Linked DNA regions of Mus musculus: regions 2, 3 and 4 are each linked to region 1. The links are chromatin loops, found by intact Hi-C in ENCODE. Cell type or tissue: left cerebral cortex. All regions are shown on one strand.

Region 1 (8,000 bases):
TTGGGACAGAAGGAAGACCTTGGGTTAAGAACTGAAATAACCTGGGTATAAACTGGGTATAGAGGTGCACACCTTTAATCTCAGCACTTGGAAGGCAGAGGCAGGCGGATGTCTAAGTTCAAAGCTAGCCTGGTCTACAGAGTGGGTTCCAGCACAGGGCTACACAGGGAGATCCTGTCTCAAAACAAACAAACAAAAAAACCAAACCAAACCAAACCAAACCAAACCAAACCAAACCAAACACAAAAACAAACAAACAAAAACAACAAAAAACAAAAGCCAAAGGAAAAAAATCCATAAAACTGCATCAACAACCACCAAAGAAAGAAAGAAAGAAAGAAAGAAACCCAAACAAATAAAATCCCCCTGAAGCGAAGCAGTGTGAGCTGAATCAGTGACCCAGCACCAGTCACTTTGCATCGTGTAACCCCCCCCCCCCCCCCGCCCCATAAGCATCAATGCTGGCATAACTGAGGGATTCGGAGTTTTACATGCTAGTAGCATTTCAAAGGTAATCTGGTAAATCTGGAAGTTGTGTGGAAAGTGTGTGGAAGAACCTGTGTGCAACACGCAAAGTGTAGGGGGACGGATTGTGTGGGGGTGTGTAGGTAACTTGTTGCAAAATTGTTCAGAATCCCTTGCTGTTTTTCCTTAATAATTTCTTCTGAACTAAAAACATTTCATTGAAATTAATTACGTGCAAAACAAAAAACAACAACAAAAACCAATTGGTCAGCGCTCTAAGTGCATACACTCTTAAGTGTGTCCTGCCTCAGACAGAAAGGAGGTCTTCACTAGGTGGAGTCACTCTCAGCTGAGCCCAAATTCTAGTCTTGGTAAATGTGAGCAATTGCTTTAAATTGCTTCTGGACTCAGTCCTCCACCCCTGCCCCACCCCACCCCCACCCCCACTTCCAAGGAACAGGGTTAGGTTCTGTACAGACACTTTAACTATTTATACTTTTTCCAGAGGGGAAGAAAATAACAGCAGTGACAATCTATATTGTTGACCACCATGTAATCTCTTCTTTGGAAACTCAGACTGTCTTCATATGTCAACCAAGAAACAATGAAAGGGATGTTGGAAAGAAGGACTAGATAGATGCAGAGTACACTGCACACCCTGAAGGCCTTTTCAGTGTAACTACTTGTGTAGCAGGGGCTGTGGGAGAGAGAAATGATACAAGATAAGCCACTGTGTAGCAACTGTATCTATCTGCCAACTACTTTAAGAGGCCTCTTGGTGGAGGGGAAACTAAGGCAGCCCACGAGGTCAGAGTGAGGGCAAAAGCCCCTGTAGGTTGAAGCAGAGGCAAGGTTAAAACACTTACGTCGGAGGATCTCCCGTTGCTTTCTGACGTACCAAGTGTACAGGGCAGCTCTCTTCTGGGTCTTCATGGGGGTGCCCTTGTTGAGGTGTTGAGAGAGGTGGGATTGGTTCAGGCCTGTGACATCGACCACCTCCCTCTGGGGGATATTGTGCTGTTGCATGTATCCCTTGATCATTTTGGCAGCCCTCCACGGGTCCTCGCTAGACAGAGAAACAGATCTTTAGGATGCTGGTTCAAAATGCCCAAAGGAAAGTATTCACCTGCTGGGAGCAAAAAAGTCATTTTCAAGTATTCCCCCACCTGTTGGAACTCCAGCCTCACGAGAGGTATAGGGCTAAAAGCAAACTATATGCAAGAGGAGTAGGCACCTCCGACCTTGTGCCCTCCAGATATAGCCTTTCCTTCCAAGAAGGGCTTTAAGCCTGCCCTTACTGCCCACTCCCCAGACCCTATCCCCTAGCCGTGGAAGAAAAGACTCTTGCTTTGTTCCACTCTCCTTGGATTTCAAGAGACTAAAAGACAAGAGTCTCACCAGAGAGCTGAGATGCGTGGAGCCCGAGTTGCTACACGGAGCCAAATCTGTTTGAAAAGTTTTAGTAAAAACTCTCCAACATTATTCTCCTTCTAAAAAGGAGGTCCAGTCTGTTAAAACAGGGGTAGGTCTGTGTGCACACCTCCTGGGACACAAGCAACAGTCAGTCTTCTAAAGACTGCCTGGGCATTAAATAAAATTATTTTTGTTTGATGTATCTAGAAACCTCCAGCAATCAAACTGAAATATTTCATAAGCATTTGTATAGTTGTGATTCCTTTTGTGATCAAATATTACATTGTTTTTGGAGTTTTAGCAAAGCGTTCTCAAATATGCGCTCTCTCAAGTTGAACAGGACACTTGCAAAGCAGGTATGCTTAAAAAATAATCCACAGCCCCGCCTCTAAAATAAAACCCATCAAGGAAGAGTAATTTCAGTATTGGGAGTAAGACAATGCTCCCAAATACTCTGTTTGCCTGTAAGATTGCATCTCTCTGATACAGAGAGGCCACCTGGGAGGTAGCAGTTCTCCCTGATTTCAAGTTTGGACTGAGAATAGACATGCTTCTGGTTTCTCAAAACTGCAAGCACAGCTTGCATTATAAACACGGCACGAGGGTATCTCCCAGGCTTTTAAAAAAATGTTGTTTTAACTTCACTGTTACTTTTTCTTGCTTGTTAAATAGGTGACTTAGAATGAGAACTGTCATTGAAATGAAGAGACTAAGAAAGTCTCTAAGAATCATAAGAGACCAAGTCTCATAAGGCACAGCACAGATCAAAAGTATTAAAGGAACAATACAAGTATGTATATGAGTTATTTAATGCAGCTATAGAAACAATTCTTCACTACATGTTGATATATAATATACACAAACATATACACACAATATATTAGCTTAACAAGACATCAAAAAGCAAAGAGAAAATTGGGTTCAGATGAAACAATAAAAATTGGTGTTGAAGCTGAGGCCAAATTAGATACAGTGGTAAAACAATTATTTTTTTCAATGGTGCCTGAAAAAAATCAATTAGTTTGTTTAACGCGTTAAAAATCTCCAGCAATCAAGGGAGATATTGTATAGCATTTGAATTGTGGCTATTTCAGCAAGCCTTTGCTATCGGATTCGTGAGAAGCCAGGCTTTCGAATGAGATGTTTTTGTGAATTGTAAACGTTCACATTAATGGTACATAAATTAACTAATTCCTCAAGCATTTATTAAGGCCCAGAAAGTAGAACAACATAATGAAATAGTAAGAAAAAAAGCAGAGGAACTGCGTTCCAGTGTCAGACCTGGAGAATTCATCCTGAGCAGGAGGAAAACACGGCAATCAACATTTTAAACATAACCACGTAAATAACAGCGATCGTCTAAAAGCTCATTGTTGGTTAACATTTCCACAGATATTTTTAGGGTGGAAAAACATTTCTAACAGATACGAACCATAGCTTCAAAAGTTAGAGAAAACAGTATTTGGGTTTTAAAAATTACCACTGTATCGCTTTAACAGATCGTTTGGCCATTTTTCCTTTGTTTAGCTTCTTTACCGGTTATTCTACGTACCTAAAAAAAACCTAGCATAAGAGTGTGTTCTAAACGTGAGTGGTTCCGTGAAAAGGGGAATTAACAGCGAGATGATTAAGAAAAAAGAAAAACAAAACAAAAGAAAAACCGTTGAGACAAAACCTTCAGGCCCTGAATTAAAAATATTTGAATTGGGGGTTAAGATGGCGTAGTTATATCTTAAAAAACAAAAAAAAAAAAAAAAAACCTGAAAAACTAAAAAAAAAAAAACTTCTCGGATCCCAGAATGCCCCGCATATTCCCTACGGAAGAGAGCTCTGAGGCCCAGGTAAAGAGTTATTGGGAAATACAGTTTCCTCCCTAGGAGAAACTCGCTGTAGCGAGGAGCGCTCGGCCTTTGTAGAGCCAGCGCAGGTGTCAAAAGCAAACCCACAGTGGCCACAACGTCCAGCCCGCTCCTTCCTCAAGGGTGACTTTGCTTCCCAGGAGCAGAGACTCTCTGGGTCCCGGCTCGCGGGGAACCAGGGGCCTTGGTCCCTAGGTGGCCCACCAGGTCTCCTAAGCCCCTGGGGCACACCAGCCTCCGACCCGCAGCCGGGGAGCGCGCGACACCGCCGTTTGCAACCCTCCACTCTGGCCAGGTTCTTCCAGCCAGGGTAAAGGCGACCAGGCGCGCCACCGAGTGACCCTCCTCCCCCGCACACCTTTCTTTTCTTTCTGACTTACAGGGGAACAAGGGGGTGGAGCGGGAAGAGAAAAACAAAAGAGAGTGCCCGGTACCCTGCAGTCGGCTGCGCGGTGACCTGCGAGCCGCTAGCAATTTCTTGAAAAATTACTTTAATAAAGTCAGACGCTCCAGGCCCAGGGGAGGGAAGGCGGCACCAGCTTGCGAATGGGACAGAGCTTCAGGGTGTGCCCTGGGTCCTCACCCCAGCTAGAGTCTGGGCTCCTCTCCTTCTGCTCCCCATGGCTTGGGGGTGGGAAGAAGGCCCAGGTCCTAAGACCCCCGACTCAGAGACTCTGCGCCCGCAGAGCTCTGCGGGTGTCGGCTTCCCAGAGCAGCGCGGGGACCTGGGGGTGCGTCCCGTACCTCCGCGCGTGTGTCCGGCGAGCACCCCCTCCTGCGTTTTGATTTCCTTCCCTTTCTAAGCCGAGTTTACAACTTCACCAATGAATAACCCGCCTCTCTTTTCAACCTAATCACGTTTTGTGTACTTTCTGTTGATGATTTATAGGAATAAATTAATAACACCCCAACTCCACGTGCTGCAGTTTATGTTACATCTCCGCTCTGTCCAGCCCGGGGTGGGGACCACGGTGGAGAGGCGCCCTCGGCCTCCCGGGCTTCCCTAAGTCGGCTCCGAGGCGAACTAGACAGTGGCTCTCAGGAGGAAGGACCTAGGCCCCAGGGGGCTGGCGACGGGATGCCGGGTCCCTGAGCCAGGCCCCAGGATAAATTTTCTGCCAGCCTGCCGTCCCAAACCTTCCGAGGGGCTCGGTACCTCAGTCTGTACCCTCTACCCCTGACACCATCCAGGCCGCTAAACTCAGCCAGAGGGGGAAAAAAAAAATCATTGCTACGTGGAGAAACAGCAACGAAAGAAACCCAAGCTTTTAAATTAGAGCAAAATCATTTTAGGGGTTAAAAAAACAAAAAAAACAAAAAACTTTTAGAAGTCCTCCAGATTGCCTTGGCTAGAGGGCGAGCGGCCGGGTCCCCAAAGCGCAAATTCAAATGCAAGGTCATATCCCACCCCAAGCGCGCGCTGCAGGAGAGGAAGCCGAGCCAGGGAGGCCGCCACAGTCACTCCGGAACTCTGAAACTTTGAAGCCGCAGGGCTTAAGAGTCAGAGGCCACGCGAGGGGCTCCTTTCTGAAGCCAAGTGGCCCCGGAGCGACGCGCAGTCTAAGGGAGCCGCTTGGCTCCTTGGATAATTAGTAACTAGCTGTCAAAGCGTAGGCCCGGGCGAGAGGACCGGCAAGTGATCCCAGCCACCGGAGGGACCGCCAGCCAGCCTGGGCTCCCCTAAGCCTGCTGGGGTGTCGTTAGTGAGATGCGTACACGCCCACCTCTGCAAAAGGGCATGGTGGTCTTAGGAGCACCTATTCTCTCTCCCTTTGTTCATGGTTTCTTTTGCCCGGCACTGGTGACCCTACAACAAACTTTCCACTTTATAATTCTAAACTTGGCTCTGTAAGGACACAATCAGAGAACTTGCTTCCCAGGCCTCGGCCACTGATGCTGCCAGGTCTTTTGCAGAGAACTGCAGATCGCAGGGATTAATACGTGGCTTGGGGTTTGGGAAGTTTGGTGGGTCCGGGGGCAATTGCAGCCTTTTCGCTGCACCCACCAGCCCCTCTGGTCATGTGACCTAAGGCTCCGCACCTTCGGTTCTCGTGACTGGGTACCACCAACAAAGTGCCTGGGTCCAGGCTGCCCGCATAGGTGGAGGCAGACGAAGCCTGGGGGTTCCAGGTCGCCCGGTGGAGGGCCAGGTTCAATAGTTAGCAGAGAAGCGGAGTGCCCCCGGGCTATTTTTCCCGTGGGGAAGGGGCTTGGGGAGAGCAGTGTACACCTCATGCCTCCGGTGAGGGGCCGGGGACTCCAGAGACTGCTCGGGCTCCAGGGCGTACCTCGCTCGCTTGCCTACCTGAGCATCCGGTCCACCTCGGCCCGCTGCTCCGCGGCCTCCTCGGTGTTGAGCGCCTGGAGCTCTTTGAGGATGGGAGGAGTGTCATAGTCGTCGCCGTCCTCTGAGCCCTCGTCCCCAGACAAGCGGCCCTTGGCGTGGCCATTGGTGAGAGTATGGAAAACCGGCTTGGTGTCGAGATCCGCCCCGCTCCCGGGGGACAGGGGCAGTGTCTCCAGCTTCACCCCGAAATTCGGGGACGGCAGTAACTCCTCCAAGGCCTGGATCAGCACTTCCTTGGTGACTCCGGAGCTCAGCAGGGCACTCAGGAGTTCTTGCTGGAGCGACGTGAGCTTGGACACCATTTTCCAAGGACGGAAAAAGAAGGGGTTGAGGGGATGGGTGGGTGTGAGAGAGGAGGGTGGAGGGGAGTTTTACAAGAGAACTCCAAGTCCTGGAACCCCTCCACCCTTTAGCTTTCAGACACCTGTTACTCTCTGGGGTCCCGGAGACTCCTCCGAGAGGAGTCAGAAAACTTCTAACTTGCCATGATCTCCACCATTAGGCCATATAAGATATGCAAATGAGTGGGAAGGGCTCAGCTTTCGGCAAGATGCAAATGGTGGTGGGGAGGGGGGAAAAACCGAGAAAGTGGGAGAACCTAAGGGACAGTCCAACGGAGCGAGAGACTTGGGCCGGGATTGGGACTTGCCAGAGCCCATTCTACTCACGCTGGGGGGCTCCAAATCTTCTCTACCGATTCTGTTTATCAGCCAAACTTTAGGTGACCTTTGGACTGGTAAAGCAAGCGGCTTGCAGCCTGGGCTGGGTGGGGGTGGGGGACCTTTCCACTAGCGACAGGTTCGGCTTTAGTCCAGAAAGAAGAAACTGCGCTTCGGGGGTTCAGGTGAGAGAGCTGGACAAAGTTGGGGTGCCTTGGCAAGGGGGAGGGGGGGAGGGTGAGGAGAGCAGAAAGCCTCCAGGTTGTCTGCAGGTAGCAAGCCTGGAGATGTAGTCAGATGGTGGCGAATCAGATTCTTTGGGAATGGGCGCCAGGAATAAGAGTGGCTTTAGGCGCGGTTACAACGAATTGGAGGGACCCCATTTCTTTTTACCTCGGTTACTGCTCTCCAGGTCCTCCTCAGCTCCGCCTGGTAGTTTGGATTTGCCGGATTCCTGACCAGGACCGCGCGTTGTTAACGTGCTAGAGGCCTGCGGGACCCTTGAAAGGAGACGCCGATTCGTTTATGGCCAGAGGGAGTAGCGAAAGTGGAGCTCTGCCGCTGCAGGGCTCACCAGCTACCTGCCCCGCCAAGCCAAGGGGGAGCAGGACACCTGGAGCTCGCCTTCTGCCTAAACCCGGAACCCAACAGCGCCTGAGCTCTGCACCCAAAACTAGGGCTACGGAGTCTCCTTTCTAGTAGTGAATGTGTAGATTGACCTGTGGCTGGACCGACTGTTGCAGCTCTGGATTACCCAGGACCACTGTTTTGGTTCTTAATTCTAGGAAGTCCGTTGTACCGGGAGTTAAGAATCGCGCTCTATAAACACAAGTTCACTGTGGTGGTGGCAGGAGTCTTGTATGCCACCTAGAGCAGGCACCCCTAAAGCCACTGAAGAAAAAAAAATGTTTTTTCCCCCACCCAGGTCTGGTCCGGAAGGAAGCTCTGAGCCTTTCGGCACAGCACGGCAGGAGTTTCTGCCACATCTCCCCTGGGACCCGGAGAGGAAGCAAGGAGGCACAAGCCGCACCCAGACCTCCAGGCAGGGACCTGAGCTGCAGGGAAGGAAACTGCTTACACACACACACATACACACACACACACACACACACACACACACACACGCACACGCACACGCACACGCACACGCACACGCACACGCACACGCACACGCACACGCACACGCACACGCACACGCACAGGCACACACATTTCCCCAGGGTAGAGGCGGTTTTGAACCTCGGTTCTCTCATTTGT
Region 2 (8,000 bases), 2.0 Mb before region 1:
AAAGACCCAGCCTGTGCTTCTTACTCCCAAGACATCCTATTTCTGCCGGCCAGAGCCTGTTTTGTAAAGCTTTGGATGCGTTTTGCACTCAGTCTGGAGACCTTTCCTCCACTCTGATCTAAGATGAGGGTTGATGCCCAGGAAAGGAAACTAGGCCCTTTAGAGATACACTAGGCTTTTCTGAATTGCCTTGAAATTCGTAGAGAGGAAATAAACTCTTGGGACAGGGCTTGAAGAAATAAACTATCAAGGTCTTTGTCTGGGAGAAACGATTTAGAGGCTTAATCAGGGAACCCTAGCCTAGAATTTCGGGGGAACAGGGTGAACCTGAGGCCTGGACTTTCAGAGACTGGAGTGCTGGGAAGATTGGGGATTTTATTTTTCTTCTGGCTTTAAGGCCTCAAGAGGTGGCTGGTCCAGTGCTCCAAGCTCCAAGGACAAGCAAGACTCTCTCCAAGGCCTAGCTGTGGGCTGGACAACTCTCTGCCGGAACCAAGTGGTCAGCCTGGAGCTAGCAGGAGGCGGGATGCTAGTCCCACTATGGACTCCAGTGATCAGAGCGGAGAATCCGGGAAAGATCCCTTTTCTTAGGAACTTCCAGACCGTCCAGGAGACGGAAAAAACAAAAACAAAAACAAAACAAAACAAAACAAAACAAAACAAAAAAAAAACAGTGAGACCGCAAGGGGCTGTGGAGACCCGCCAGAGTCTCCGGGGCTTTGAGACTCAGAACAGTTGGGACTATTCTTTAGGAACGTGTTTTCGTTTTATTTCAATCGAGAGATGTTTGCTTTTCTTTTTCTTTTTTAATTCGCTCCGGAGCCAAACGGAAAAAAAAAAAAGTCAGCTTGCTTGTCTGTGGAAAGGAGTGTGGCGCCAGGGCCGGAGCGGGGGCAATCCGAGAGAGCATCGACCCAGTGGTGGTGGGTGCTGTGCGGTCCCCGAGCCCGCCCGCCCGGCCCGTCCTACCTCCCGGACTTGGTGATGACCATCTCGGTGCCCAGCTTGTGGAACTGGTCCCACAGCTCCTTGGCCTCCAGCGTCACCTTGGGGTCGTCCTCCACCTCGTCCTCGGGTTCCAGGCTCTTGAGCGAGCGCAGATGCGCGGCGGGCGGGTGCGGGCCGAGTGCCGAGACGTGCAGCCCCGCCTCGGCCGCCGCCGCCGCCGCTGCTGCCGCGGCCGCCGCCCCCGCCAGGCCCGGGTCCGGCAGAGGCTTGCCTAGCGCGCCGGGCGGCAGCGCTAGCGCCGGGAAGAAGGAGGGCTGCGCTGCCGCCAGGAAGGCGGACATGGGGAAGTCGGCGGGCCGTGGCGCGTGGAACGGGTGGTAAGCCATGGCGCTGGCTGCCAGCGCCGGCTCTCTCATCGGGACATCCGGCCCAGGCTCCTGGGAGCCGGGGCCGGGGCCGGGGGCGCGCGCCTCGGACCCCCGGCCCGGGCGGCGGCGCGCGCGGAGGACGGACGGCCCGGGCGGCGGGCGCGGCAGCGGCTTCTCCCGGCTCCCCGTCCCGCGCACCTCAAGGGGCGCAGGGCTCTGGACGCGGGGGCGGAGGGGGCGCTGCGCGGGGCTGGGCTGGGCTGGGCTGGGCTGGGCTGGCCGGCTCCGGCGCCGGGGACCACGCGCGACTGGTTAGATCTTGTCCTGATCTCTGGAAAACTGTGACTATCTCACATGTCCTGCCCTGTTCGGATCCCCTGCGCTAACGAGCCAGGCCCCCCTTGATTGCTGATTTTACGCTTTTTGGACCAATTGTGGGTCTCCGGGGGCGGGGTTTTGACAGCTCAGGCCAAGCTCTGGACGGGAGGGGAGGCCAGGGAGAAGGTGTCGGAAGCCTCAGCAGTAAGAAAACATGTCAACAGAATAAAATATTAACCAATGACGGGCCAGCGGGCCCCGAGACCCCTCCCCCTGGCCTGGCCCCCACCTCGCCGCCCGCGCCCGCCGCTGCCTGGGCGAGGGCTGGAAAGCGCAGAGGACCGATCTGACCCGCCGTAAGGGCCTGAGGCAGGGGGCGCCCGGGTCCCGGGGCCTTGGGGAAGGACCCCCTAGCCGCATGCCGGCCCCAAGTGCAAAGCATTGACACGTTCCGGAGAGGAGAGGGGGCGCCCTTTCCCTCCCGCGCCGGGAGGCCCGGCCGCTCTTGCCTGCGACCCAGCCTGGCCTCCCACCCCACTCCCGGTCACCGCCCCGGGTCCATGCACTTCAGAGGGAGGCTGCGGGCACTGGAAAGCGAGGCCGGTGGGCGGGCAAATCAGGAGGCTCGGGCGGCCGAGGTCCCGGAGCCGAATCAGGTGTCCGGAGCCGGTGAGTGGGGAGCCATGGCAGAACCCTGATGGGGCCGGCACGGGCGGGAACGGGACGCCGCCTTGCGCTGGGGAAACGAAGGGTCCCCACCCCCACCTGCTCCTCCCCTCGTAGACTCAGGAACCTGGGGTTCCAGAAGGGCCGGGCATTTAGCCTAAAGAAGGTCTGTGTCAGGTCACTAAGCCAAAACCTTCTGGCGAGTAGGAAAATGGATCCTTGGGACCAGGTAGGTGAGCGCACCTTCTACAGAGCCCAAGGCGGTGCCGCGCTAGTTGATCCTAGAACTCAGATTCTCCACACGCGCCAGAAGGAATTTTCGCCGCATCCGGTACTGGAGATGCAAGCCCATCTATCTCTTCCTAAACTCTGGCATCTTTTCTTCTCAGTCACTTCTCTAGAGATTGTTTCCGTCCCTTGGAAGCTCAAGGCTCCCTAGTTCAGGAAAGCTGAGTAATGCGGATGGGAATCGAGGTGTTTGCCAGCAAGTGTGAACACCCCCTTCGACGATCAGTCTTCGTTATCTCTCTGGCAACAGCCCCAATGCATCTTCCTCTCTCTCTCTCTCTCTCTCTCTCTCTCTCTCTCTCTCTCTCTCTCTCTCTCTCTCTCTCTCTTTCTCTCTCTCTCTCTCTCTCTCTGTGTGTGTGTGTGTGTAAAACCATAATCAGGTGTGCCCAGAGTAAAACGATCATACACTTGCCTGTTTAGGGTTGAGGCTCACACCCTTGTGCTTGTTGGGGAGGGGAAGCAGGGTGTGAACTAGCCACAGTGGATACTCCCACCCTCCCAACCAGTATAAGCGAATTCTGCCGCTCCAGCCCTATGTCCCCGTGGTAGGCACCTACCACGTAAGTGGCCCAGGCAGCTTGCCCCTCCGCTGCATACACCAGGTCTTCAGGCACTTGGTAGCTGACCGCCCAGAAAGGCGTTTAAAAGCTAGTTGCCCCCGGCAGTACGGGGTTGAGACCAGCAGGAGTCGTTTGGCCTCCACGACCTTTTTTCCTATACATCTGAGCCAACACCAGGCGCTTGTAATTCTTCATAACCCTGTGCGCGCCTGCCCCACTGGGTTTTTCTTCAGGACCTTACTCCTAGGTCGCTTTTCTCACTCTTTTCTCTGCCCACAGTGAACCTTCAGCTCTAGCTTCGCGGTGTTCGCAGCCGGTGAGAGATCCATTGCAGCTTTGCACTGCTTCCAATTCAGACAGGATGTGGCTCCTCCAGGAGAGATGTGTCTGAACACACTTGGACAGTTAGTGAGGTGAACAAGAAGTAGTCAGTTCAGCTTTCCGAGTTGGCAGGACATTTGCTAAGTTGTGTGTATGGGGACAGGCACTTTAGTACCTTGTAAAAATGTGTATGTATCGAAGTATGTATTTTGGTCATTTTCCTGGGTAGCATACAGTAGCTGGTCTACCCGTTTAGGCCTGAGAGTTAAAACATGAAGGTCTGAGTTATTGGTCCACGAAATCGGACAGCTGTCGCCCAGTGGCTACATTAGGGGATCTGAATCCCACCTATAGAGCTAAGGACCTGCGACTGGTCAGAGACGTTTTCAGGGCAGGTTGGGTTTCCACCAACAGCTCCAGCCACCCCCCCACCCCCACCCCCATCACGTAGTCACCTGGATGACCTGCTTTAGCCGCTCTTAAGATTCTTTATCGACCCATCCCCAACAAAATTTTCTTAGAATATCCTTGTAGCATCGAAAACTGGTGCTGGGGCGGCCTAAGCAGCCTCTCGAGCGGCGCCTTGCGGCTCGCAACTCCTGCTTCGCCCTACCCCCGCCTGGGTCTACCCCCACTCATCTCCCCTTCCCAGGAACAGGCGCCCCTGGGGGAGTCCCCTGGGCAGAGTGTGCGTGTCTCTTTAAGAGGCCCCGGGGGGCGCCTCGCGGGCCGCCCGGGGCTGGAGGGGGAGGGCACGGACGAGGGCGCCTGGCGCCAGGCGGCCGAGGCTCCACAACAAAGCTCCGGCCCCTGTCACTTCGCATCGGCCGGGACCCGCAGACGGGTGGGGGACGCGCGCTCAGCCGCCCCTCCCTCTCCCAGGCAGTTCTGGGCGGGGGCGTCGGGCAGGCGCTGGCTTCGTGGTCCCAGGCCCCTTTCACGTGGTCTGTAGTCTTAGCTTCCCGCAACAATCAAATCCAGCACCAGTAGCCTGGGCCGGAGGGGACTGCCCTCCCAAGCCTGGCAGGGCTGCCGGGTCCGTCTTTTGGCCGAGTTACATCGAGAATGGTCAAGAGATAAGGCTAAGTCCTCTCTCAAGAGTTGATCTCTAAATAGCATAGGTCCCTGCGGATGTCTGCATGCGTGAAGATTTGCCTGAGCCCTCATAGAATGGATGCGGGAAGGCTGGGGAATGTGTAGTCCTGTGGCAGAGTTGAGTGAGGGCACGTGAGCACCAATAACTGGGTACTAAGCGCGCCTTGACTTATAAATGTGCCCGGGAAAAGCTGGGGTGACATGTGTGGCCCTATGCTTAGGAAAAGTGGTCGGTAGAAGACACTAGGTGCATTCGTTGTTCCCATCCATGGCTTCTCCACCGGACCCGCGCCTTCCAGAGCCTTGGCGCCAGCTAGCCCGGTTAAGCAGTAGGGCTGGGCTCCCCCGCGGTCCTGGGTCTGGCCAGGCTGGGGGCCGCGGCCTCGGTGACCCCAGCCCCCGGCGGCCCAGCCTGTCCCGTCCACTTAAACAAATTGTGGCTGACAGGCTTGCAGTCTCCCTGGAGCCGCTCGCCGGCCGGCTCTCTTCGTCCCAATTACCCAGCGCAGGGTCTGGCCAACAGGCTGGGGTGCGGCAGGCGGCGCGGGAAGAGTGGGCTGCCCGACCTTCTTTCTGGTGACGCTGTGCCCCTAGTCTGGTGCCAGGACCAGCCGCGGGACCACTTCCTCATCAGGTTATGGGAAGTATTGGAACAGTTACCTCCTGTATGGCCACTGCCTTCCAGGTTAATGCAAAGGCGAGGCCCAACCAAACTGTCTCTGTCAGGGACACACTTGCTCCGGTGGGCGGGCATTTCTTTGCATAGTGAGAGATCACGCGGTTAGGAAGATAGGTTATAGTCGATTTGGGGGAGCTTTAGGAATCGTATAACTCCTAAAAAACTGCTAAATACTTGCTACCCTGAGCCTTGGTCCCAGGAGGTGCAGCTGTCGCTCTTGGTACACACTGGGTGGCAAAAGTGAGGTGCCAGTCTTGAACTTGAGCCTGGACGTGGTGCGTGTTTGGGATCTCACAAGAGCGAACCGACTTGAGAAGGGTCCCCAATATAGGCCTACCGACAACAGTGGGGCGGGGCTGGTCTGTGGGCACTGCAGGCTGGTTCTCAAGAGTACCTGGGGTACAGCGCGGTCACAATCTGTGGGTGTCCCCGCAGTCCCACCCCTACCAAAGAGCTACGGGGCAGTAGCCTCTAAGCACCTTTCTGACCCACAGCGGTCCCTTTTCGTCTGCCATGCCAGTCTCTGCTGCTCTTCACAGTCCCTCTCCTTACAGATGAGAATCAGAAGCCTACCTAGAGGCTAATTTGCCTAAGGTCACATGGCTCCAGGTGGAAAAGCCAGAATGGAATCCCACATCCACTCCTTAGAAAGGTGGTATTGCTGTCCTGCTCAGAGAGCAAAGCCACACTGGCATCCCAGAAACTCCACTGGTTCTGGCTTTACAGACCAGGTCTGCGGGAGGGTCTGCAGGTGTGTGTGTGTGTGTGTGTGTGTGTGTGTGTGTGTGTGTGTGTGAAGTCTGGGAATGTCCTGGGGGCACGAGAGAGAGAGAGAGAGAGAGAGAGAGAGAGAGAGAGAGAGAGAGAGAGAGAGAGAGAGGGAGGGAGGGAGAGAGAGAGAGAGAGAGAGAGAGAGAGAGAGAGAGAGAGAGAGAGATCAGCTGGGCTTCAGGTGGCTGAACAGGAACAAGACACAGCTCACAGGGTAGCAAGGTGCAGACAGGGGTCAGCTGACTAGCTGTGACTCCATGACCTTGGCAAAGTCCCTGCCCTTCTTGGGGGCTCAGGCTTGTCATCAATAAAAGGAGGGTGGAATGAGTGGGGGTTAGTCTCCGATCTTTAACATTTAGAACCGATCACTAGGAAATTATCCTCAGTTACAGCCCAGTGGCTGTCTTCTGCATGCTCCTGGCAGAGTCGGCCCTTGTGTCTGTGTTTTGTGTGATTTTTGCTCTTGGACCATTGGGCTTTTTACTGATTCACTCCCAGACAGTGCCATACCTTATGAGTGGCCAGTTCCCAGCAGCCTCTTCCTCCCAGATTGAAAGGGAGCCCCGTAAGTAGGTAGTGCTGTGAGAAGTAGGAGGTCACTTGCCTTCCTCAAGGTCACCTGGCCCAGTCACAATTAGATTCATGTTCTGATGGCTTTCTGAGTGATGGTATCATGCGGTCTAGGGGTTAAGGGGGGGGGGGGAGAGGTTGAGGTTGTTTCGGATGTTATCTGTAGAGGATAAGAAGCTGGCCCCTCTAGGGTTAGTGGCAGTAAGGTCCCCGGTCTAGCTCTCACCTTCAGCTGATTACAGGCTGTGGCTGGGTCCCTAACCTTCCCAATTAGCTGGAGGCCAGGCCCAGGGCCTTTCAGATAACCTGAACTGCAACCCGCAGCCGCTATGGGGCCGGCTTATCTAAGCTCTCTGATCCTCACCCTTCCCCCATTTACTTAGACTTGCCCTGACTGCAAGCAGATGAATAACCAGATTGTCCTGCAAGCTCAGCCAGCACGTCCAGCGCTACACCCACTGCTTTCCCTGACTGGAGGAGGCCACATCTGTTTTTTTGCCCACTGTAAAGGGCTGGGCCAGGGTCCGTAGGTCCCCTGCGGGGCTGAGAAAGGTCCCATCTTTGTGTAGCAGAAGGGTGGGTGCAGGGGTCATGCTATGCAGAGCTTCTCTACCATCCCTGATCAGCCAAGCCACCAGCTCTGTGCAAAGAGCAGCCCATGGCACCCTCCTCTGTCCTCTATTGACTAAAGTGCTGCTCCAGCTGGGGACAGGGGTTGTGCCAGACATATCTATGTTGAATGCTCCCCAAACGGGAAAAGCTGCTCCTCTGGGGAGTCCCAGCTTGCTGGGCCTAGGTCTTGGGTTGTCACTCCTGTCTTTCTCCCAAGCTTTCTTCTGACACAGGGTTTCTCAGCTCCCAGGAGCCCAGGTAGGAGCAAAGTGTGATTTCAGATCTGGTGAAAGAGCCTAAATATTAAATTTTCTCTTCAGGTACTAGGGGTTGAATGTGGGCTATGGAAAGGACAGGGGCCCAGATGCTGGCCCAGCTCTGACTGGGAGGCTGCTTGTCTGTGAACTTAACCGTTCCATTAAAAACTCCACCTTAAGGCACACCTGGCTCAGTGGGTTTCTTTCCGTCCTTCCAGGACTTCTCTGGGGTCTCTGGGAGGTGCAGGTGAAGGAAGAGGGGCCAGAACTGCATCAGTCTCTTTCCTGATCACCATGCTTGTCTGTGGACAGCTGTCTCTCTGTCGCCACTCAGGTCCACAATAGGAGGGAGGAAACAGAAGCAAGAATTTAGGCATATGGTGGCTCATGCCTCAAATCTCAGCCCTTGAGGGGTGCCAGCACAGGAGGTAGCAAGATCAGTTCAGGGTTATACTTGGCTGCACAGAGCTACCTGAGGTTAGCCTGAGTTACCTGAAACCTGGGCTCAGAAGCAAAACAAAACAACAAAACCCAAGAACTTGCT
Region 3 (8,000 bases), 89 kb before region 1:
GACTTAATAGGGGACTATAGGTGGGAAGGATTTCCAGGGGCCAGGAAGGGAATGAAGATACAGGAGAATGTTACGGGCATCCTAGATCTTCACTCACATGCAGCATAACTGGAATGGCTTGCATCTGAATTGGTGTGGGCACTTGGAAGCCTGCGTCTAGAATATTCTGGAGCAATCTAGAATTGATTTTATATTCCTGGTCAAGTTGCTGAAATGTAGCAATTGGGTCAGGAAGATCAGTTCCTTGGACATGTATCTTGTGCTTGTTCCGAAAGAAGTTGACCTACAAATTGAAACAAAAGAGCCAACATGTATACATCCAAACAGCAATAGTAACAACAATCTCAGATGCTTTCCGACAGCAGTAACAGTTCTGGCATAAGCTATAGCAACACAAGGAGCTTTCTGCTTAAATACAAGCCCACAGCCAACACAGACACTGAGTACATTTCATGGTATTCACAGCTAGAAAACCTGTACAAATGATGGGGCCCACCTGTCTGTGTGCACTGTAATGTGTTTCTGCCACACTTTTTATATAACTTTATAGAAACTTCTAGAAGGCAAGCTCTGAAATTATGTTTTCAATCTGGTTCTTAGCATACAAATACCAGTGCTTTTTAATACTTTAAAAATAAAAACAGGCTCATCAACCCTTGTATTTCTTAAAACTGAATGCCAAGGGTGCTGTTTAGTGGTACTGACTGGGCAACTTGTTCATCTGCTAGTCCACAGACAGCCACATTTTGGTGTCTGGGTCACTGAAGCACAGTGCTGCAGTCTCCACCAGCCAAGTGGCAAGGGTTCAGGAAACAATAGATTCATTGTTCTTTCACATCCTGTAGCCTTATCCTTAGCTGGGCAGTGGTGGCGTACGCCTTTAATCCCAGCACTTGGGAGGCAGAGGCAGGTGGATTTCTGAGTTCAAGGCCAGCCTGGTCTACAGAGTTCCAGGATAGCCATAGCTACACAGAGAAACCCTGTCTCAAAAAAACCAAAAAAAAAAAAAAAAAAAAAAAGAAGAAGAACTTTATCCCTCTATAGGTAAAGTGGTTTGGAAGGTAGAGGCAGGAGAATCAAGAGATCCATGTAGGCCACAACAAAAAGAATCCTAGCCTTGTAATCCCTCCCAGGAAAATAGAAGCTTTTAAACCGTAATAAGTTCAACACTGAAGAGAAAGGGTGCCAAATTTTAGGCTTATCAAAAGGAGTTAAGAAATTGGAATTAAAAAATAATTTATGTATATGAGTGTTTTTGCTATATGTCTGTATGAATGTATTATCATCACGTGTGTGCCTGATGACTGCAGAGATGTCTGGAACTAGAGTCACAGACGGTTGCGAGCTGCCTCATGGGTACTGGGAACTGAACCTGGGTCCTCTGCAAGAGTAGCCAGCATTCTTAACCACTGAGTCATCTCACCAGTCCAAGAAACTTGAAATTTTTAATTATACGCACACTATTCTTCTTGAAACTTGAGGAGCTCAGGACTTCTTATACACATACACCACGTATCTATAAACAACCAGAACTGAACTCTGATCTTTCTATAAGTGTAACCAAGCACTCCGGCACTGCACAGATGGCTTCTGTCAGTCTGCATTAAAGTAAAACCTAAACAAATATAATTAGCTTTCCATCTTAACAAAATAAATTCACAAACGGGATGTCCAGTGAAAACTCTGTACATTTTGGGAGGTGAAGGTATTTTTCGAACCTTTTCCTTTCTGAGATGTTCCAACTTTCCTGAAGTTAACTTCTTCTCTCCACTGACTTTTTCATCTTGAAGCTTTGCTTCTACAGAGGATGTCCACTGGATACCACCGTCAAAGTCTTCTTGAGCAGGAACTTCTATATTTGAAAAAATCAAAGGTATCAAGTGCAGCAGTATTAGGTGTGCCAAACTGGCATAAGGCCAGGAACAGGAGAGCTGTAACGTGGTGCAGACAGAACACCCAGGCTTGCTCTCTTCCTTTTGTTGGCTGTGTTAATTCTGAACATCAAGACAACTGTATGTGTCAAACAGGAGATGGACTGAGCATACACAGGCTACAGGGCAGCCAGCTTGTTCATCAAACATCGAGCTAGAAACTACTGTAATAGAGGAAGATTTCATGTGCAATAGCAATGAAATTACTATGCTTAGAGCTGTCCACATCATAGAAACAGCAGTTCTTCCTGTTTCTGTCAACACTGGCTCAATTAGAAGTAGACCTGACTGTCTTAATGACTAGATTAGCCAACTTTAATGTTTGTATGGTAGAACAAATATGTGAGAACAATCTAAAAAAAAAATTCTATGAGTAGTGAGCAAAGATCTTCAATGAATATTTTGTTTTTTACAAAGTCTAGCCTGGCCTTGAACTACAGATCTTCCCTCCTCCAACTTCAGAGTGATGAAACTGTAGGCAAGTATTACTATGCCCAGGTTTCTAATTGATTTTTTTTGTTTTTTGTTTTTTTAAATAATGGGTATGAGTGTTTTGTCTGAGTATCACATGTATGCCAGGTAACCAGGGAAACTAAAAGAAGGCATTCCATACCCTGGAACTAAAGTTATAGGCATTGTAAAGTGCCATGTGGGTGCTGGGAATTCAACCTGTATGCTCGGTAACAGCAGTCAGTGCTTTTAACTGCTAGGCCATCTCTCCATCTCCTCTGTGGCATTATTAAGACATAATTTTTAATTTCACTGAGACATAACTTCTAAGGAAGTGATACATATTTTTTCACAGAGTACCTCCACATTAGGATTATTATTCTCCAGAAATAGCAACACCTGTCCAAAAGGCTATGCATGACCATCATTGCAGTAGCAAGTAACAGCCAGTACCTAGGTATAATCCAGATGGCATCAACAAAGGTTGCTAGGTATGTGTTGTCTGACTTACCAGCTTGCACCGTTTTGGAACTGGAAAAAAAATGAGCATTAAGCCAATACTAACCTGAAGTCATCTTCTTTCTCTTTTTCTTCTTGGGCTCCTTACTCCTTTCCAACAGGACCCCTTGTGTTTTCTCCTCATTTGGGGGCTCCTGGTGTATTTGCAATGCTCCACATTCATCTGAGACGGACTTCTTGTTTCCGAAGAAGTCTAGTCCCTTCAGGACCTCCAAAGACTCGGAATCGAATTTCCTTTTTCCTACCTAAAACCCCAAAAGTTTTAAATGAAATTTACTGCCAGAACTGTTTCCATCCAACCGTGACTGGCTGTACGGAGGACGCAGGTTCAGTAATTCGCCTTTTTAACCTTTTCAAACAAGATTCTGTTGAGCTAAGTAGTGTGTTTAGGCAAACAGAATCCTATCAACAACAACAATGAATATTTATATACATTTACTACACGTCAAGGATATTTATTAGATATTAAATTACTTCATCCTCACACCAACCCTACAAGGTAAATAGCAGTGAGACAGAAGAGGGGAAAAAAAAATCCAGGCACCAGCAAGTAACTTAGTGAAGATCTCAGAAGTATTCACTAGCAGGCCCTGCATTTGATCCCAGAAATCCCTGCTCCAGGGTTCAAATGTAACCACAACACTGCAGTCAGGACGAAGAAACACAGACATCACCCTCCACAAAGGCTGTATTTTACAGTAAGGCTTATGTTTAAAATGTTTCACAAGTGAGTCCCAACTGACTTCCTTTCATGCTCACTACTTCTTTAAGAAACCCCCCGCATATCAGGATCACACTTTTGGTTGGCTACTTAAAATGTGGTTGGTTAGAGTGATGAAAAAACAAAACAAAACACCCCAACTCTCCACTGCAGTACAGCTATCTGTACATTAAGTCAAACTTGGGTAGCTTACAGTGAAAGCGTGCTTTCTTAGTTTCTAAGAGGGGTCTCGGAAAGGATTCCAACTTTGTGAGTAAAGTAAGATACCTGGGAATCAAAATGTCTGTGCCAGGCTCAACTGAGTCTACCGGGGCTCAGTAAACAGTCCTTCAGAAGTCTGGGGTAAATCTTAGGTTAAGCTAAATCCCAGGAGGGAAATGCTTGGGGGTGATCGGAGCCTGGCCTCGGGGTCTCCAGCGCGCCGGCTGCCCGGTTGGCGGCGGTCTCAATCTCCGGATCCCGCCCCTTCTCGGTCACGCGGCTCCCCGCGTACAGAAAGTACCTGGAATCGAGTAGCGTCTGCTGAGAAGCGCTTCACGTCGAACTTGGCGCCGGCTCCAAGCCGGCGAAACAGGTCGTAGGAATCCATCTTTACCCAGAAGGCCCCACGGCCTCCCGGCGCCTGCGTTTACCACTTTCTATCCGCGACTGCTTCCGCACAGGCCGTAGCGGAAGTCGCTCCAGGAGGCGGAGCCTGGCTGTGATAGGCGTGGAAAACGTGTGAGCTGGGAATTCGTTCACAAAATCCAAAATCGACGCTTCTTGTGCGTGGGAGTGTGCTAGACGTTTAGTGATAGTTTGATGAGCAACACGCCAATATTCTGCATTTTCGGTTACCGTTTAGAAAGGACAGAGATACTATTAACCAGTTACTGTAACTGAGGAAAATGGAAAGCATCGTGAGGCAAATTAAAAGCTGTGATGGGTTGAGAAGGGGTAGAAGCTAGTTTAGTTAGATTGGTTAAATTCAATCAAATTTGAACTGAGAAGGGGCCACTTTCCCAAGACATGGGAACAGCATTCCAGGGAAGAGAAAACCCATCTGAAGAAGGAAACGGATCTGAAACCTTGTTAGAACAGAAGCCGATCTGAGTTGCTCTCCAGTGCCACAGAAAGAAGGAAAAGGGGGTGGGTGGGGGGAGGGATGAAGGAAGAAATGAAGAAAGGAAAGAAAATTGGAGTAGCTGGAGCTAAGCTTACAGGGGCAAACAAACCAGGTCTCAACGCTGTAACAAGGGCATGATGAAGTATTTAGGTTTTAATCTAAACATGCTGCAAAACCAAAATTCATGGAAGGAGCAACTATCTTAGTTTATCCCATTTGATTTTTAGATTCATTCTCATTGTGTTTGAACTACTCGACTTTTTAAGTTTTGTATAACCTGTCTTCTGGAATGTAAGTCCACAAACATGAAGATCTATTTTTGCTTTATGATTGTATCCCTGGTTCTGTTTGCTTTCCATAAATGTTTGATGAATGAATTCGTGAAAGGGCCATACATGATTATTTGGAGTTATTTGGAGAAGGGACATGGAACAGATAAGAGTAGAAATGGAGACTAAAGTAGCTGTTGCTTTTATCTGGGTTGATAGCTATTCAAATGTGGATGGATTTGGGCTACAGTTTGGATATAGAGTTTAATGTACCTGATGGAGTTTGTGTAGGGTGAGGAAATGGATCCAGAGGTAGCTAAATATTGTGGTTTGAGCTGGGATGATGGCATGCCATTTACTGAACTAAGAAGAAAGGAAGAGCAGCCTTTTGGTGAGAATGAGAATCATGGAATTGTTACGTTTGTAGACATGTAGATCTCTACTTGATTAAGTGAAGACATCCAATTAGGTACTTGGACCCAAGAGTCTGAAGCTCAGGACTGAAGGCTGGAGAAACAAAACTGGGAGACATCAAAATATAAATAATACAATGCATAGACTCAAACATCATATGTCCATATCATTTGTGGATAGATCTATGATATAGAGAGGAGAGGGGGAAAGTTCAGTTCTAGTGAGACTTTCATTCTCGAGGAGAGCAGATGTGGAGTGAGCATAAGATGTCATGAAAATCTCTTCCCTGACTCCTCCTTACAGCTAACAGTGGGGACATCTTACTCTTTTAAATATATTTACTCCCTCTCTATAAATAGTATTTTGAGGAGACAGGAAGATGGCTCAACAGGTAGACACCAACCCTGCAAACTTGATGATCTGACTTTGATCCTGAGAACCCATGCAGAAGAACAGATAAGGCTGTGAAGACGTTTGTAGCATTTAGCTTAGGCAGGACCAAAGTTTATCCACGTTAATACAGTGGAGGTTATGGTCTCTCCCATCCAGTTATAGCCCCATGGTATTAATGGTTCCCTAGAGAGTTAACCTCCCAGGAGCTGAGGAAAGCCCTGTAGGTGGCCTTCCTTACTAGGAAATATTTAGCATTATACCAATGGCCAGCTCACTTTCCTTCTTCCAGAGAATAGATTTGTCTTGCTCGTTGAATTTGTGCTCTATATCCTTTACTTTAAAAGGAGGGACTTGGACTTGGAGCTTGGTTTAAATCTTACAGAGATCCAACTTTGTCTGCTTCCCAAGTGCTGAGATCACAGGCGTGTACCATCACACCTGACCACGTTCCTCTACCGTAGCTTTTTTCTATTGCGCTGCACTTATAGCTCCACATTGGTCCACAGACTTTAAAATTTCTGAAGCTGAGGCAATGTGTCATGCCTCTAAATACATTTGCTGAGTATGAAATCTGTTTCATATTAAGTGGTCATTTTTTAGTCTCTCTCTCTCTCTCTCTGTGTATGTGTGTTGTATGTGTGTGTGAGTGTGTGAGTGTGTGAATGTTCTGTGTGTGTTGTAGTGTGTCTGTGTGGTATATATCCAAGTTTTTTGGAGTGTGCACTTTGATGCATGCACATACACACATGTAGGTGCACATGTATGTGTGTGTCCAGAGACAGACATCAAATGTGTCTCCTCACCTGCACTTCCCTTTTGTATATTTATTAAATTTTATTATATTAATTTCATGTGTAATCATGCATTGCTACAGCATGCGTGGAGGTCACAACCCAGCTTTCAGGAGTTGGTTCCACCCTGTAGTTAACAAGAATTGATTTCAGGTTTTCAGGCTTGGTGGCAAGCATGTTTACTTGCTGAGCCAACTCTCTGACCCTCCACATTTATTTTTAGGATTATTTTATTTTATTGTTTGTGTGTTTTTGCTAGCATGTATGTATGGACACCATATTTGTGCCTGGTGCCCCAATGTCAGAAGAAGGAATTGACTCTCCTGGAACTGGAGTTATAAGTGGTTTTGAGCCACTATGTGAATCCTGGGAACCGAACCCATGTCCTTCATAAGACCAGTCAGTAAGTGCTCGTAACCAATAAGCCATCTTTCCAGTCCCACGTTTATTTATTTATTTTCAGACAAGGTCTCTTTCTGAATCCAAAGCTTCCCCAATTGGCTGGACTTACTAGCCAATGAGCGTCAGGAATCCAACTGTACTCTAAGCTACCTCCCATACCCCTGGTGCTAGGGTTGTGGGTACATGGCACCTTGCTTTGTGTATGGGTTCCCTGGTTCTGAATAGAACTCCTCATGCTCGTGTAGCTGGTAACTTACCAGTTGAGCCAGCTCCCCAGTTCTGTAAGTCTTACTGATCTAATGAAATAGGACAAACCACATAAAGATCTCTATGAATTTAACAGTGGACCTATTTCTTTAGTTGGTGCTTTGCATTAATAGACTGGAATGAATGAAGTCAAATGGGAGCCAACTTACACTATTGCTTGCCTTGACAATGTCCAGCTGACTCATTAAGAGAGCATTTCCTCTTGGGGGGAAAAAAACAAAACTATTTCAAAGTATCGTCAATAAAAGTGGAGAGGAAATTGAATCCTGGTTCTGTGTAACTGGAATTTCTCCAAAAACTAGTATGGTGTGATTGTTGGACACACATGGCTTCTCAACTGTAGCCAGTGAGAACACAACGTCTGTGCAACACCAAGGTGGCGGCTGCTTGGAACAGCTTGTTGTTATGAGCAGAATGACCACGCCATAGCCTGAAGGGGTGTCTTGGAATATTTTTCTTCGTATACTCCCTGCTTATCGCCCAGCAAGCTTCAGCGAGGAGAGCATTGTTTTTACAGTGTCCCATCACAGACCACGGCCTAGGGGTGCAGAGATTACTTAGCCCATCTTTGTTCTCAAGGAGTAGAGCCTGCTAGGGTATAGAGTACCAACATGCTTGTTCTAGGAACCCCAGCGGAAGCTATAGGGACAGAAGGAGTTGTCACCGGGGGCTTGGAGGTGATGGATGGGTGTTGTGGCACATTAGGATGGGTTTGGTAGAGAAGATGAACTTGGCACA
Region 4 (8,000 bases), 2.0 Mb before region 1:
AAAAGAAAAAAAAAGAAAAGAAAAAAGAAAGGAAGGAGAGAGAGGGAGAGAGAGGGAGAGGGAGAAAGAGAGAAAGAAAGAAAGAAAGAGAGAGAGAAAGAGAGAGAGAGAGAGAGAGAGAGAGAGAGAAGGAAGGAAGGAAGGAAGGAAGGAAGGAAGGAAGGAAGGAAGGAAGGAAAGAAAGAAAGAAAGAAAGAAAGAAAGAAAGAAAGAAAGAAAGAAAGAAAGAAAAGGAGGAGGAGGAGGAGGAGGAGGAGGAGGAGGAAGGGATTTGAACCAGGGGCTCACTGGCTGCCGCACAAGGCCCGTGCACTTAGTCACGTCCTGCAGCACTGCTAAGCAGAATGTGGAGGGAGGCACCTAGAGAGGGCCAGACCAGAGAAGGCAAGGAAACCTTGGTTTTTGCCTGTGACAAGACAGATAGCGACTGTCTGGACGACCCTAGATCCCCACCTAGTGGTCGGAAAGAGCCATTGTTTTTAACGGCTGGCGTTACCGATCCAAGCAGGTCATTTCACCCACTGGCAAAGGAACACATCGGTCTGAGCCAGAGTTCAGGAGAAAGAAGAGTTCCGCCAGCCGGCGCAGGCGCACACGCACTAACACTCGTAACCTTCCTCCGGGGAGGTGGCGAGGAATTTATTAACTCCTAGATTTTGTCCCCGAGTCTTCCACGCTGGCTTGCCCTTCACGAGAGGCAGTGCGCCCCCAGGCATTATACACAGAATCGCCTGATCTAATGTGATCTCTGCTGAAGTAACTGGGGATGGTAAAATGACACAGTCAATGACAGCTATCTGCAAAACATTGTGCTAGGTATCCATCCAGCTCAGAACAAAGGTGACCAGAACAACCCTGGAGGAACCAGAGGGCCCAGTTTTGAAGGAAGACAGCCCAGCACTTTGCAGAAGAAGGCCCTGAGACAAGGTCACTAAGAGTAGGCTAGAGCAGAGCCTGGAACACGGTTCTGGGAGTAGGCAGGACCCACAAGGACCCCATTGCTAGGCTAAAGGGCCGGGACCACCCTGAAAATTCTATAGCCTTTGAAGGGCTTCCTCATCTCAGGATATGCAGGGAAGGCTTAACCAGCAGACAGCAGGGAAGCTTCCCAAAGGTGGCCTGCAAAGACACATGCCCTGGGTGGCAGGAGCAAAGTTTTTGCTCCAAAACACATAGGGTACCAAACTCCCAGGGGACAAAGAATTATCAGCCTTGCCGGAGAGCACAGTTGAAAGGCTAGTCGTACATGTAGATAGCCTGGAACCTTCTATAGCAAAAAGACGTCCTCTGGGAAGACACTTATTCCCACGTGCGCGCGCACGCATGCACACTCACGCGCAATCACCCAACCTGAGCCTTGGTTCTGAGGAGGCCTTGTCTGGCTAGGACTGAAGCTGAAGGCCAACAGGAATTCTCTACAACTTACTCCAAGTGGGCTTGGAAGACGACCTTTGGTCCAGGGCTTGAGCAGGACTGTCCTGTAGGCCCTGCTTCCAGATGGTAAAATTCATTCATTGGTTCATTCACTCATTCATTTCTTCTTCGAATGCTTTCTGTAGCCCTCTTCTTTGTTTGAGCAGTTTTCAGTCTGGGGTCCGAGCAATGAGCAAAAGAAACACCAACTTGGGCTGGAAAGATGGCTCAGCGGGTAAGAGCACCGACTGCTCTTCCAACGGTCCTGAGTTCAAATCCCAGCAACCACATGGTGGCTCACAACCATCCCTCGTAACAAATCTGACTCCTGGAGTGTCTGAAGATGGCTACAGTGTTCTTACACATAATAAGTAAGTAAATCTTTAAAAAAAAAATAGAAAACAAAAAAAAAAAAAAAAAAAAGAAACACCAACCATGCCAACTATGCCTTAAGGAAGTCAATGACCTTGTAGGTCACAGAGATTTGATGAAATATCTACCCTCCCCAGAGGAGACATGGCAGACATGGGGTCTGGTAGAAAAGACTGAGCCCCAGAAGGCAGGGGCAGGAGAGAGCCCACCTGTCTGTCTTTAAGACAGGATATCATTATATTGTACAGGGTAGCCCAGTGCTCCCCCCCCCCGCCCCGGTCTCTCTCTCTCTCTCTCTCTCTCTCTCTCTCTGTGTGTGTGTGTGTGTGTGTGTGTGTGTGTGTGTATTGTTGTTGTTGTTGGAAGAGGGAGTTTGTTCTTCGAGATAGGAATGTCACTGTGTAACCAGTATAACCAGGAATGTCACCGAGTAACCAGGCTTTCATCTATTGGCAGTCCTCCTGCCTCAGCCTCCTAAATGCTGGGATTACTGGCATGAGGCACCACACACAACTAACCTCAAACCCTGTCCTTTCCTGTCTCTGCTTCCTCTATGCCTAAGTGTATGCAAACAAGACTGTGTTTGCACGTGGTCCAGCGGGAAGGGGCACCTGTACAGATATATACTTATGGCTATTGGTGTGCATGCGGTCTCTCCACGCGCCTGTGTGCACAGGTGACTGTGGTGGTGTGGGGGATGGGTGAGGGATGACCTAAGAGGTGTCTATTGCACAGGATATCAGTGATGCGACCAGCAATCTTATGGGCAAACCCAGAAAGCCTAAGGGCAGACACAGCTGCTCTGAGAAGGGAGGAAGACCCTGGGTGGGGACAAGAAGGAAGGACTGTGCATGTGCTCTGCGACTAGATAAAAATTACCCAATGGCATCTCTCATGTCCAGAGACCACAGAGCAGGAACCCTCGAGGCTCTGGGAAAGAACACTGGCTTGGGAAGATTCTGTGACCTCTCTTCAACCGGAACAGGTCTAAGCCTTGGTTTTTCTCTCTGGAACGGAAGTTCCCATTCCAAGAATGAGAAGGAAATGTGTTTGGCATGGGGTGGTGGCCCACAGCTCCTCTTGTCAAGCTGAGGAGCAGCTGCCATGGAGCCAGAGGACATCCTGTTCTCAAGAAATAAAAACAAGAGTGAAGACGGGCCGTGGCTACGTTCCCCTGCTAGACTGATGTGAAGCCAGCAGCCATCTTGGTCTCCTGGGCTTGTCTCTAAATCAGGCTACTTCTCCCACAGCCAGACCCTGGCCAGGACACCAGGGCTCAGCATCCGGCAGTCAGCAGAGGTCATGCACCCAGCCCTTTTGTCCCTTCCCAGCTGGGAGCCTGACTTATACCCACCATCACCTCATTAGCTGCTGCTGCCAAGGGCCCTGCTCACTGAATTGTGAAAGAGCCTTTTCCTTTATTTACTGGAAATCCTGGAACCCTTCATTTCTCTGAACCCCAATGTCATCCTCCGCGGTTCATGGTCACTATACTGCCCCTGACTTAGCCTTCACTGAGAGCGAGCCCTCATGAGAAAGTACTCTGAATACCATCAAGCCTTCAGTTCAGGGAAGGATTGAGCCCATGTAAATAGCCCAGATCTAGGGGATACCCTTTAGGAAGGGGCCTCAGAAGACCCTCCACTGGTACCGTTTTCTCTCCTTGGGGAGAACCTGCATTCAGTCTGTCAGCAACCCCATGGTGCTGGAGGCCAGAGTCACCTCACAACCCATAGGATGTGCCCCCTCCCAACTGTGCTTGGTGGGAAGGTTGAACTGTGACAGCCACATCCCACAGGGACTGGAGGCAGCTGGAGCCAGCTGGTTCCCCGAGGGTTTCAGAACCTGGAATGCTATTTCCTAATCGGGAATTCATCCAGGCCACCAATCCTGACCCCAGTCCAAGAAGCTTAGCAACAGTCAAAGTTCCCAAGGTCTGTGAGTGGCTCTGCCTATGTCTCAGGCCCAGGTTCCTCAAGGGTTAGGTCCTTGTTCAGGAGCCTTTGATGTCGGGGAGGGGAACGTTTCAACTAGTCTCTCACATATCACTTTGGGTTTGGTCCACACCATTTACTTTGCCAACCGGGATCCTGGAGCTCAGAAAAGAGAGTCGTACTGTTCAGGATCTCATGGCTAGAGGCAAAGGTTGGCTTTGAACTTCTCATTCAGTTTTCCTACTGAACATCTGCTTTGCAATAGATGGGCATCAAGTGACTGTTAGATTACCAAAGGTCTCATCCTATCCTCTGGTATGCCTTGAAGGTGCCGAGACTCTGGCTGGGGGGAGGCAACAAGTTGCTGGCTAAGGAAGAGATGCAAGACTGATGGGAACTGGGCAGGTTTCTATCCGTGTGCTCTTAAAAAGCGTATGTAGACTTATTCTGCCCGTTTGTCGAGCTGCTGGCATCTTTGGTACTTAGCTCCCCCAAATTTTCCCCACTCTGAGTGTGCCATTTGTTAGTGATCAGGTTTCCCCTCTTTACCCACGAGCATCCGACTCAAACCTGACTCAAACTCTGGTGGCTCACTTCTGAGTCCTTCTTACTTAGCATCTTCGGGAACTACTGAAGACCCAAAGCCTCCTCAAGACCTTTGGTTGTCTTGTAAGATTTAACCCTTGGTCCTCAAGTGCACTGGTCCCTGGTGCATACCTAACAGTCTCTTCGTGTGACCTTGAGGAGCTGAGGAGGTGGAGGTAGGAGCTGAGGAATGTCTTAGCCAACACTTACACCCAAGCTTGCATGGTTCAGTGGAGCTTCACACTCCAAAAGGGCCAGAGGCGTGTTTTCCAGTGCTCATAGATCCCAGCCCTGACTGTGTTTCCAAGAGGCCAGGAAAGCCAGAGGCAAGCGCCTTCCCTGTCCCAAGAAGAATCTGAGTCCAGCCAGGCACATCGAAGACCATAGCTTCTAGGAGCTGGCACTGCAGGGCAGCTCCAAGAGAAAAACCCACATTAAGTTTTGAGCTCCCTCGTCGGTGCCCGCAGTCGGCAGCCCACTCAAGTCCCTGGGCCTGGACCTACAGTGGATCTGAGATCCCTCTCCGTGCCCATTTCTCTGGACTCACTGCACCTTGGGCTCTGGCAGGGAGTGCTGGCCGGCTGCTTGACCGGGCCCTGTCCTGGAGCGCCATCTCGTGGGAACGTGGGGAGTTCCTGAGGCCTGGGACCTGGGAAGGCTCCCGAGTCCGGAGCAGCCAAGTGAGTTCGGGGTCCTTAGCCCATCAAACCCGATGGACAGACACGCACCCCAAGGGAGCCTAAAAGAAACTCGGAGGGGAAAACAGTCATCCGGGCACCAACACTTTCCCTGGTGGGTAACTTGTCTGCTCTCCAGAGGACGCGACACAATGCCCTGAGATCACCCGGAGCGCCCAGCCCCCTCCAACGCACGGGGTCGTTCTCCCCGCTGACTCTTGATCGTTGGCTGGACTCAGCCTACCGGGAGAGTGTTCCAAACTTCTCGGTCAAGGGCGGAGAGGCGGAAGGAGAATGGGAAAAGGAAACGAAGTTGGATTTAGGGTCGCTCCCAAGGTAGGAAGGAGGGCTCAGAGTTGCAATTCTGATCTCTCCCAAACCGTTCCCTCCGCGGCGGCCTTCACCTAGAGAAGCGGGGGGCGGGGCCAGAGCCCAGGCGGGGCGGGGCCCGAGCTCAGGCGGGACGGGATCGCTGTCGCGCCGCGGCGTGCTCCTCCCCGCGTCAGTGAATCCACAGTGGGCTGGGGAGGCTGAACCCGGTTCAACGCCCTCCAGGAGGACAGGGCCTTCTGCCGAGGCTCAGAAGCTCTGCACCGCAGCGGGAAGTTTGGAAGGAAGAAATGGCTCGAGGGTTCGGAAGCCTCGGATTAACCGCGTGGAAAATGCAGTGTCCAACATCTCGGAATCTATTCAGTTGCGCTGCTAGGGGTCTCACGAAGGCTCCAAATGCTGAATCTTCGAGTTCTCGGGTGTTATCACACCCAGTCCTAAACCAGCACAGTTCTCTAAGACCCCACACTCCCCATTGAGTCTCTTGGCGACACGCTTGGTCACCCACTTAACAGACCTCAGAGGCCCCTTGGTCACCCACTTAACAGACCTCAGAGGCCCCTTGGTCACCCACTTAACAGACCTCAGAAGCCCCTCGATACCCATCGCTCACACACTCCTCTCTGCTGACGGATTTGCCATCCAATGGCCCTGGTTGGGCAGGTCCTGAAGGGTTAAGGCAGCGGGTACACGGGCGCTTGAGCTAATTGGCGACCCCCAGAGACAATGAAGACTGGAAGGCTGGGAAGGCTGGTGGCTTAATTGGGCCTGGGAGTGGCCAGGCCTTTGTCTGGGACAAGGCCCAGCCCGTCAGCTGCAGGATTCCCCAAGCCGCACTTGGCCTTGCAGCTGGGGCCCAGCGGAGCACTGTAGTGGCAATCCCGGGAGGGGGGTGTGTACGGCCGAAAGCAGGGGAGCGGGAGGATTCTCCAAGCCGCGCTGCAGGCTCGGAAATAACACCAGACCCGAGTTGCTGCGGCCCTGCCCACCACCGCGTGTGCTGCCCCCTGGTGTCCGCAGGCCGAGGGGGCCCCACAGCCAAACTCTCGGCATTCTTTCCTGGTTGAAAGCGAGAGGCAGCAAGATGCCAGTGCACACGTTGCTTTGGGATTTTTTATTTTTATTTTTTACGGGGAGTTTCAACCCAAAGTGACCTCAAATAAACGTAGAGATAGGGAGAGACTCTATGCGAAGTAGGGAGGGACTTTCCTTGTTCCTGCTTGGTTCGTGAACCACATTGCCTAATCAGTCCAGGCGGAGCAGAACAGGGGAGCCATAGCTCACCTACGGTTGGGATGAGACCATCTACACACAGGCACGCACACGCACGCGCGCGCACACTCCACACTCTCTACCCAGGGAAACTTGAGGCAGCCCTGTCTCAGAGGAGTTGGACAAAGTTTTTTCCTTGTAAGTGTGTCAGCCCAGGAAGGTGTTCGGAGCATTAGGAGTTCCTGAAACTTTCAAGTCTACCTACATCTTCACTCTGCCCTTCAAATCATTGCTGATGTCCCCGGGCGAGTGGAAAGTCATACACGCCCCAGAGGTTCACAATGTCTAACAAGGCAATCTTTTGGGGTTGGACGTCAAAACCTCCTGGACTTAAAGGGATGAAGACGGGGTGCTCAACGACCACAAATCCAGAGACATGTAATCAGCTCCCGGAGGCACCTGCCAGCTGGATGAGGTTACTAGCTGTGGCCTTCTGGAGCGGCGTGGATGGGAGCTCTCCTTAACAGAGGGGGTCTTAGGGAAGCACCAGCCCAATGGGGCCAGTGGGACACAGTGGGACTCCCTTGAAAGTCGCCAGCAAGTTGATGCAAGGAGGGGATCGAAGATAAACAAGCTGTAAGGAGGGATTTTTAGGCCAGATTTTCCCAGCACCCCAAGCACCGAGTGATTCCAGAAGGCAGAGTGATGGGACAGAATTCTGGAGTTGGTGGTACTGAAGAAAGTTGGCCACTACCTCCTCCCCAACACACACACACACACACACACACACACACACACACACACACACACACACACACACGAAAGGAGAAAGAGAAGAGAGCAGGGCCCCGTTTCCCAGATCATGTACCCAGGAAGGTTGAAAGGAGGGGTGAGGAGCAGGTCCACAGTGTCCTAGAAAGGGAGTCGGGAGTCCAGGCCACTCTGTGCGTTTTGCGTTAATCCTGTGACTAGGTGCGGGGAGTGGCAGGAGCTGCGGTCACACAGAGTGGCCAGCAGGGGGAGCCCGGGCCGCGGGCCTGGGTCGCGGGGGCTGCGGAGCGGAGTGGCGCCTCCAGGCCTGGCCTGAGCCGGGCGCCGACGTCGGCGCCTCGGAGCCTCGCGGATCTGCTCGAGGCCGGGCTGCCGGGCCGCCATCGCCGAGGTGCAGCTGAGGGCCAGAAAGGGGCGCCCGTGTCCCCGCCTCAGTCCCTTCTTCAGAGCCCCAGCCCCGCGCGGCCCACAGAGCGCACAGCGCGGGTCAAATCGCATGATAGCGTTTTTATTATTTTCTCGCTTCGTTCTCCCTCTGGAGCAAAAAGTGAAAACCTGAGGTGGGGCCCGTGGGCCGGGCGGGCAAAACCGGGGTGCAGAGGCTGAGGGGTCCGCAGGGTGGGCCTTCCCTGGGGTTCGGTGCCTCCCCTTCCCCAGCAGCCAAGGATCCTGGGGCCCTGTACAATATAGATGCTCATGTAAAATG

What was found. A loop is a pair of places that touch in the nucleus more often than their neighbours do. Peaks named below come from ENCODE experiments on the same cell type or tissue, not always from the same donor. Only the 100,000 strongest peaks of a DNase experiment are listed, where the experiment ranks them.
Region 2: a loop joins it to region 1, with 7 times the contacts of the local background. A loop is called at or near these places in 2 of 42 quality-filtered maps.
Region 3: it touches region 1 in a loop (2.8-fold over the local background); 2 of 42 quality-filtered maps call a loop at or near these places.
Region 4: it touches region 1 in a loop (11-fold over the local background); 2 of 42 quality-filtered maps call a loop at or near these places.

The regions. Positions count from the first base shown.
Region 1 is chr11:83,849,435-83,857,434 of GRCm38, reverse strand. Hnf1b (HNF1 homeobox B) reads right to left here and starts at 6,566. Exons shown (of 9, transcript NM_009330.3): 1 at 6,043-6,566; 2 at 1,332-1,531. The coding sequence starts at 6,386. Gm12576 (a long non-coding RNA gene) reads left to right here and starts at 6,804. Exons shown (of 4, transcript XR_388929.3): 1 at 6,804-6,928; 2 at 7,156-8,000. In left cerebral cortex, no CTCF peak of the experiment used is centred here; a DNase peak (open chromatin) is centred at 3,067.
Region 2 is chr11:85,826,471-85,834,470 of GRCm38, reverse strand. Tbx2 (T-box 2) reads right to left here and starts at 1,856. Exons shown (of 7, transcript NM_009324.2): 1 at 970-1,856. The coding sequence starts at 1,364. It overlaps 2610027K06Rik (RIKEN cDNA 2610027K06 gene), which reads left to right and starts at 2,083. Exons shown (of 5, transcript NR_077059.1): 1 at 2,083-2,303. RefSeq lists a promoter at 1,331-2,321 and an enhancer at 3,951-4,336. In left cerebral cortex, a CTCF peak has its summit at 3,267; DNase peaks (open chromatin) are centred at 423 and 2,660; H3K4me3 peaks cover 281 bases.
Region 3 is chr11:83,938,388-83,946,387 of GRCm38, reverse strand. It overlaps Ddx52 (DExD box helicase 52), which reads right to left and starts at 4,298. Exons shown (of 15, transcript NM_030096.2): 1 at 4,124-4,298; 2 at 2,947-3,145; 3 at 1,719-1,852; 4 at 98-283. The coding sequence starts at 4,210. In left cerebral cortex, no CTCF peak of the experiment used is centred here; a DNase peak (open chromatin) is centred at 4,279; H3K4me3 peaks cover 1,514 bases; H3K27ac peaks cover 733 bases.
Region 4 is chr11:85,841,730-85,849,729 of GRCm38, reverse strand. Tbx2 (T-box 2) reads right to left here. Exons shown (of 7, transcript NM_009324.2): 7 at 7,782-8,000. Among named protein-coding and RNA genes, the nearest start is that of Tbx2, 13 kb to the right of the region's middle. In left cerebral cortex, CTCF peaks have their summits at 453, 4,922 (motif pointing left), 6,324 (motif pointing left) and 7,530 (motif pointing right); DNase peaks (open chromatin) are centred at 457, 4,912, 6,248 and 7,544; H3K4me3 peaks cover 1,620 bases.